Regions from separate parts of the Homo sapiens genome. Here region 2 is linked to region 1. A link is a loop called in an ENCODE intact Hi-C map of the cell type or tissue named here. Cell type or tissue: CD4-positive, alpha-beta T cell. All regions are shown on one strand. Each heading gives the region's core, and the rest is flanking DNA. Links, peaks and the distances in the headings are about the cores only. Region 1 overlaps CYFIP2 (cytoplasmic FMR1 interacting protein 2). Region 2 has its middle 6.6 kb from the start of GARIN3.

What was found. Peaks named below come from ENCODE experiments on the same cell type or tissue, not always from the same donor. Only the 100,000 strongest peaks of a DNase experiment are listed, where the experiment ranks them.
Region 2: a loop joins it to region 1, with 2.9 times the contacts of the local background. A loop is called at or near these places in 59 of 110 quality-filtered maps.

What each region holds. Positions count from the first base shown.
Region 1 is chr5:157,327,516-157,330,435 of GRCh38, forward strand. CYFIP2 (cytoplasmic FMR1 interacting protein 2) reads left to right here. Exons shown (of 31, transcript NM_001037333.3): 19 at 458-534. Among named protein-coding and RNA genes, the nearest start is that of FNDC9, 17 kb to the right of the region's middle. In CD4-positive, alpha-beta T cell, for the core only: CTCF peaks have their summits at 1,057 (motif pointing right) and 1,256; DNase peaks (open chromatin) are centred at 506 and 1,076; H3K27ac peaks cover 545 bases.
Region 2 is chr5:157,158,175-157,161,094 of GRCh38, forward strand. No RefSeq gene overlaps it. Among named protein-coding and RNA genes, the nearest start is that of GARIN3, 6.6 kb to the right of the region's middle. In CD4-positive, alpha-beta T cell, for the core only: no CTCF peak of the experiment used is centred there; DNase peaks (open chromatin) are centred at 1,337 and 2,047; H3K27ac peaks cover 2,320 bases.

The sequences.
Region 1 (2,920 bases), core at 111-2,610:
GATCACACCACTGCACTCCAGCCTAGGTGACAGAGCAAGACTCTGTCTCAAAAAAAAAAAAAATTGCAAATCAAAGAAAAATACAATGAAAATAACATCCATCTGAAGAGATGGATGGGGAGGCTGCCGAGTTAGCGGACGAATTTGAGCACTGATGGGTTCTGACAGTCTGTCTGTTGCATCCCTCCAGGCAGGCGGCCTCGAAACAGCTGAGGAGAGGGGCCGTGGGGAGATTGGGTCCTTTTTGAACTTTGACTTGTCTGTTCACTGACTGAGGACCCTGAGAGCAAGGGACCAAATCTCCCAAACTTAGCCACAGAATATTTTTCCCCTTCAAAGCGTCTTTCCCCAGAATGCACTCTGGGCAATCCTGCCTGACTGCTGTCTTTCAGTTGGCTCAGTTTCTGTCATAAAGCTGAACGGGCACCAGTGATGTTTCCTGCTTCCTCTCCACCAGGTGAACCTGTGTTTTGATCAGTTTGTCTACAAGCTGGCAGACCAGATCTTTGCTTACTACAAAGCCATGGCTGGCAGGTAGGAAAGCCCCAGAGCTGTGAGTAGCAATCTCTTAAGACTGCCACCTAGAAGACATGATTTTCTGTTGTGAAACCTCCCTTCTTCTTTAGCACCTTAGGAAAACAGAGCCATTCCACGGACCCGGACTGGGTGCTGAGATAGAGTGGAAAGGAAACTAGGCAGATAAAGGGCTAACCTCACACAGCCTGCAGTCCAGCAGGAAAGACAGACATCGACTAAAAGCCGATGAATGCACAGTGACAAGGAGGTTACATGCTGTCTGTGAGGGAAAAGCTCATGGGAATGTACGATGGTTAAACCTTTGGGGGCGGGGAACTAGAAAGGCCATCTTGCGGAAGTGGCATCTGAGTTCTTATCTGAAGTTGGTAGGAGTGAAGGAAGTAAAACGAGGTGAAGGATGGGGCAGGACGTTGCAGGCAAAAGGAACTGCTTGTGCAAGGACCCTGCGGTGGGAGTATGATGATAACAGCATGCCAACTTCACAGGGCTGTGGGAGGATTCCTGTGGATTAATACATGTCAGTGTCTCTTCACCACCACTAGAGGGGGCAAGCTGCATGCTAAGGCTGGGGAGTGGGCAGGGCCAGAGCACACCAGCTTTGTAGCTGTTTCTCCCGGGAGTGGAATGCCTCCGAATGGTTTCAAAAGTACAACCGTGACCCGATTCGATTTTTATTTACTTTTGAAAGTTTACTCTCTTAAAAATATAAATGTATGGAGAATGAATTGGAGAGGAATGGGTGTGTGCAAACCAGACAGGAGGCCAGTGAAGAAGTCTGGATCAGAGATGTATCAAGCTTTAGAGGCTCCTTGGTATTGCCAGTATATGTTGATTCAGACCCTCGTGAGTTCTTGGGTTTCAAGGACCTGTAACAGCATTGATCGAGGAAAACCTCAAATTTTATATATAGGTATTTCCTTTCTTATTGGAAATCCAAACATACCAACCAGTAATTTCAAGGATAGTTCCTTACTTTAATAATTTTTCTATGAAAAGGATTTGCTTCATTTTGCTTTTAACAGCCAAAGTAGCCCTGATATATTTCAAAGAGGAGTTGATGTGCAGCACACACAAGTGTCTGTTAACACAGGATGTGCATTAAATAACGCGACTCTTAAATGCTGTAAAGTATTGAAAGCATGCACGTAGGATTTCAAGGAAAGCAGAGAACACAGCCTTTCACAAAGTAGTCAATAGGCATCTGTGGATTGAATGGGATGTGGTTCTAACAGTGAGTTGAGTTTCTGGCTTCTGTAAGACAATTCTGATTCCAAATACACTGTTCCATCATCTATATAAACAGACTCAGGCGTGTCGAACCCTGGGTCTTCCTTCTTCAGACATATGGGCTTTTATCTACACCCTTCCCTGTAAGATCAGTGATTTTTTAAAGTGTGGGAAGTTGAGGAGGTTGAGAGATTCAGGGAAAGCCCAGGAAGAAAACCATGAGCTAGGTCAGTCCTGTTCATTCAAAATGCCATGTGGCCACAAATATGAGCCAGAGATGTTATTTTAAATTTTTTAGCAGACATATTTTAAAAAGGAAAAAGAAGCAGATGAAATTAATTTTAATAATATATTTTATTTAACCCCACATATCCAAAACATTATAATTTTGACATACACTCAATATAGACATTATTAGAGATTTTTCATTCTTTTCTTCTAAGTCCTCAAAATCCTGTTTACAGCCCATCTCAATTTGGACCAGCCACATCTCAAGTGTTCAGTAGGCACATGTGGCTGGTGGCTACTACTTTGGACAGTGTAAATATAGATGGTGTCTCTTTCTTGCGTAAAACCTTTTGGTGCCTTTTAGTTATGTCTAGAATACACCTAGCCACTTTACTATGGCCTGTGTGGCCCTACCTGGTTTGGCCCTGGTCTCATGTTATAAATTCATTTTGCACCATGCTCTCCAACCTGCACTATACTTTATCCACACTGGCCATCTTTCCTTTTCTTAAATGTAACCAAGCTTGTTGTGTAAATGATAGTGTTCCCTTAGATCTTTCCAATTTTATCATTCAGGTCTCTGTTTAGCAAAACTTCTTTAGAGAGACTTTGGACTTCCTAACTCCAAATGATCCCATTTTCTTATTTTCAAAGCACTTCTCCTCTGCAATCCATGCCTCAGTGTGAAAGATAGTAACACTCTCAGCTCATAGGGTTGTGGTGAGATTTAAAATGTGTGTGTGTGTGTGTGTGTGTGTGTGTGTGTGTGTGTGTGTGTTTGTGTTTAAAGTGCCTGGGAAATAATAAACACTATGCAACTGTTACCTATTATCTGAAATTATTCCATTCCTCTGTTTGTGTTTATATTATCAGTCTTTCCTCACTCGAATATAAACTCCATGAGGACAGGAACTTTGTATTCCCAGTA
Region 2 (2,920 bases), core at 117-2,616, 170 kb before region 1:
AGGTTAGTGAAGTCTCAAGGAGGTGACCCCAGCGCATTACACTGACATAGTGTTGTAAGTTGTGTTCTTTGTGAAGCGGATTTTGAGACAGAGTTTTGTGGGAAGGATGTTTGTTAAGGAGTGCTCTTAGGACCAGCACCTGTGGAAGGGAAAAGGGTGGAAGTAGGAGTACACAGGGAAGGAAGGTGAATTTTGATGCAGGCTCCTCAGGAAGCTCTGGAACTAGAATAGCCCTTCAGACTTGGTCTGTATTGGGCTGACAGCCAGACTTTCATACTCTGCATCACTCAGTTCTTGATGTGGGCTCTGGAAAGAGCATCACATTGGGTGAAAGAAATCTCTGCAACTGGCACAATTTCCAAACTCACTGCCAGCTGAAACTTGTCTGCCGGCAGCATTCTCAGCAACTGAGGACACAAGTCCTTCATTGAAGGAGGGTCTTGATAGTGCATCACCACGTATACCCCACATGGATATTTCTTTTTTTTTTTTTTTCTTTGAGACAGAGTACCGCTCTGCCACCCAGGCTGGAGTGCAATGGCCGATCTTGGTCACTGCAACCTCCACCTCCCAGGTTCAAGAGATTCTACTGCCTCAGCCTCCTGAGTAGCTGGGATTACAGGCATGCACCACCTGCCTGGCTAATTTTTGTATTTTTAGTAGAGACAGTGTTTCACCATGTTGGCCAGGCTGGTCTCGAACTCCTTACCTCAGGTGATCCGCCAGCCTCAGCCTCCGAAAGTGCTGGGATTACAGCCATGAGCCACAGCACCCAGCCATCACATGGACATTTCTAATGGGAACATGTCTTTCAAAACATCTCCTGTAATCTCATTTTATAGATCCTGCAGCAAAAGACAGGAATTACATAAGGACACATATTAACAACTACCTTCCCAAATATTTTTTTCTCACAGCAACTACAGTGACCTTTACAAAATACAAATCTGATCAAGTCACTCCTCAACTTAAAATGTTTCAGTGGCTTCTCATTACTAAGGACAGAAGTCAAAGTAGCATATGCGAACCTCAAAGCCTTGCACAGTCTGTCCCCTGCTGCTCCCTCTAGCATCTCGCCTTCCGTTCTTGCCCTGCCAGCCATGATGGCATTTGACATTTTGAGGCACCTTGCTTCTTCTCACCATAGACCAGTTTCCTCTGCTTCAAAGACTCCACCCTAACATGACAACTGCATGAGTGATCTTATACTGCTTTTGGCAAAATATCGCTTTGTCATCTTTGTTCTTATGTGTGTAATGCCAGACTTTAAGTTTGGAACATTGGTTAGTAATCGACCATCCACTGTCTCATTGCACTTGCAGCAGCAGAATTGTTACCATGGTGACAAATATTGCCGTTAAAAATATTGGCTTTTATCTGATAGGGGTATTGACTTGATGCCCCAATTGATAACTCCCTCTGAGGAAGAGGCCTGTTGCTTTGAAATACATAGGTATTTATGCATCTATCTCTTGATGAAGTATCAAGATAGAAAAGGAAATGCAGAGAAAGTGCATGGCACAGCACGCTGTGGTGGGCAAGTCCCCATCTCTACTTTACTTAAATTGCATTTGGGTGGATAAACTATATTCATGCTGAAGAAGCCCTCAGACAGGGGAGGGTGTATAAAACAAGACTAGAAGAAAGACAAAAGATAAAGCCATAGTCTACACAATTATGAGATTAAACCGTTTGTAGCTAGGATAATTCAGACTCTGGCATAGCTGTAAACCTGGAACTCCAGACCAAAGGCTTTGAAAGGAGTTTCCTTTTATCTCTCTCCTCTACCCCACCTGCCAACCTTTCACATTCCCGGGTGGCTTTCCCAAAGGCCCTCTCAGACTTTAGAGTATGTGCCTCTCTCTCTTTCTCTCTCCTTCTACCTGTACCCACTGTTTCAAGAGTCAACTCCCAGAACATCTTAATCTCAGCCTCTATGGTATTTATCAAAAATCACAAGATGAGATTTTCCAGCCACCCACTAGAGCAACTGAGAAGGGATTCCCCTGATACTGACAAGCCACCGCTCCTCCCAGAATACGTCGCTTCTCACCTCCTCCATCTTGGCTACACATATTTGGTGTTCAGAAAAGGTCCCTAAGTTTTGCCGGAAACCCAACTTCTGTCCTCCAAGGTACTGCTGCTGCAGAGAATGAGCAAAGACTTGCAAGGCTGGGCAGGTGCTCCCCTCCTGGACTTACATGGCTCCCAGAATCATTTTTCTCAAATCCAAATTTTATTATTTGGTGTTAATAATTTAATGTTTTCCATGGACTCATTTTACAGGTTTTTTAAAAACGGAAAGACAATTTTTTTTTACAGTAAAGGTTTTTAAAATTTATAATCCCATTTCTAATGTAGTGTGATTTTTTTATTCTGGGAATTAACTTGCACACGAACACATAATTTACATCATGTTAGTACACAGCATTTTGGACTATTTTACTTCTTAATATATTTAAACATTTTTCCGTGTTTCTGAATACTTTTTATGTCACTTAGAATTTTTATTTCATGCTTATTGAAAGATCTTTCAGACTTAGATATTCTGTCATAAATCTGTCATGTGTATGTGTAAAAAGGAAAACATTGGTGAAATAAATTGATTAGGGCATTTCTAAGGCAGTGATAGTGACATGCAATTGACACCTTGCTGACAGATTTAAAAACAATCCTGATTTCAGAGATATTAAAATAAAGATACAGTAACAACACCCCATGAATACAACCTCTTCTTTAAGAAATAGAATAATCACTATTCTGTTGAAACTCCTTGTGTGTGCCCCTCAGATCAGACATCTCTCCCTTTATCCTATAGATAGTCACTATCCTTAATTTTGTGATTATCATTTCCTTGTTTTTCTCTATACTTTTAGCAAATATATATCCCATTGTTGAATCTTATTTTTGAGCTGTTCTA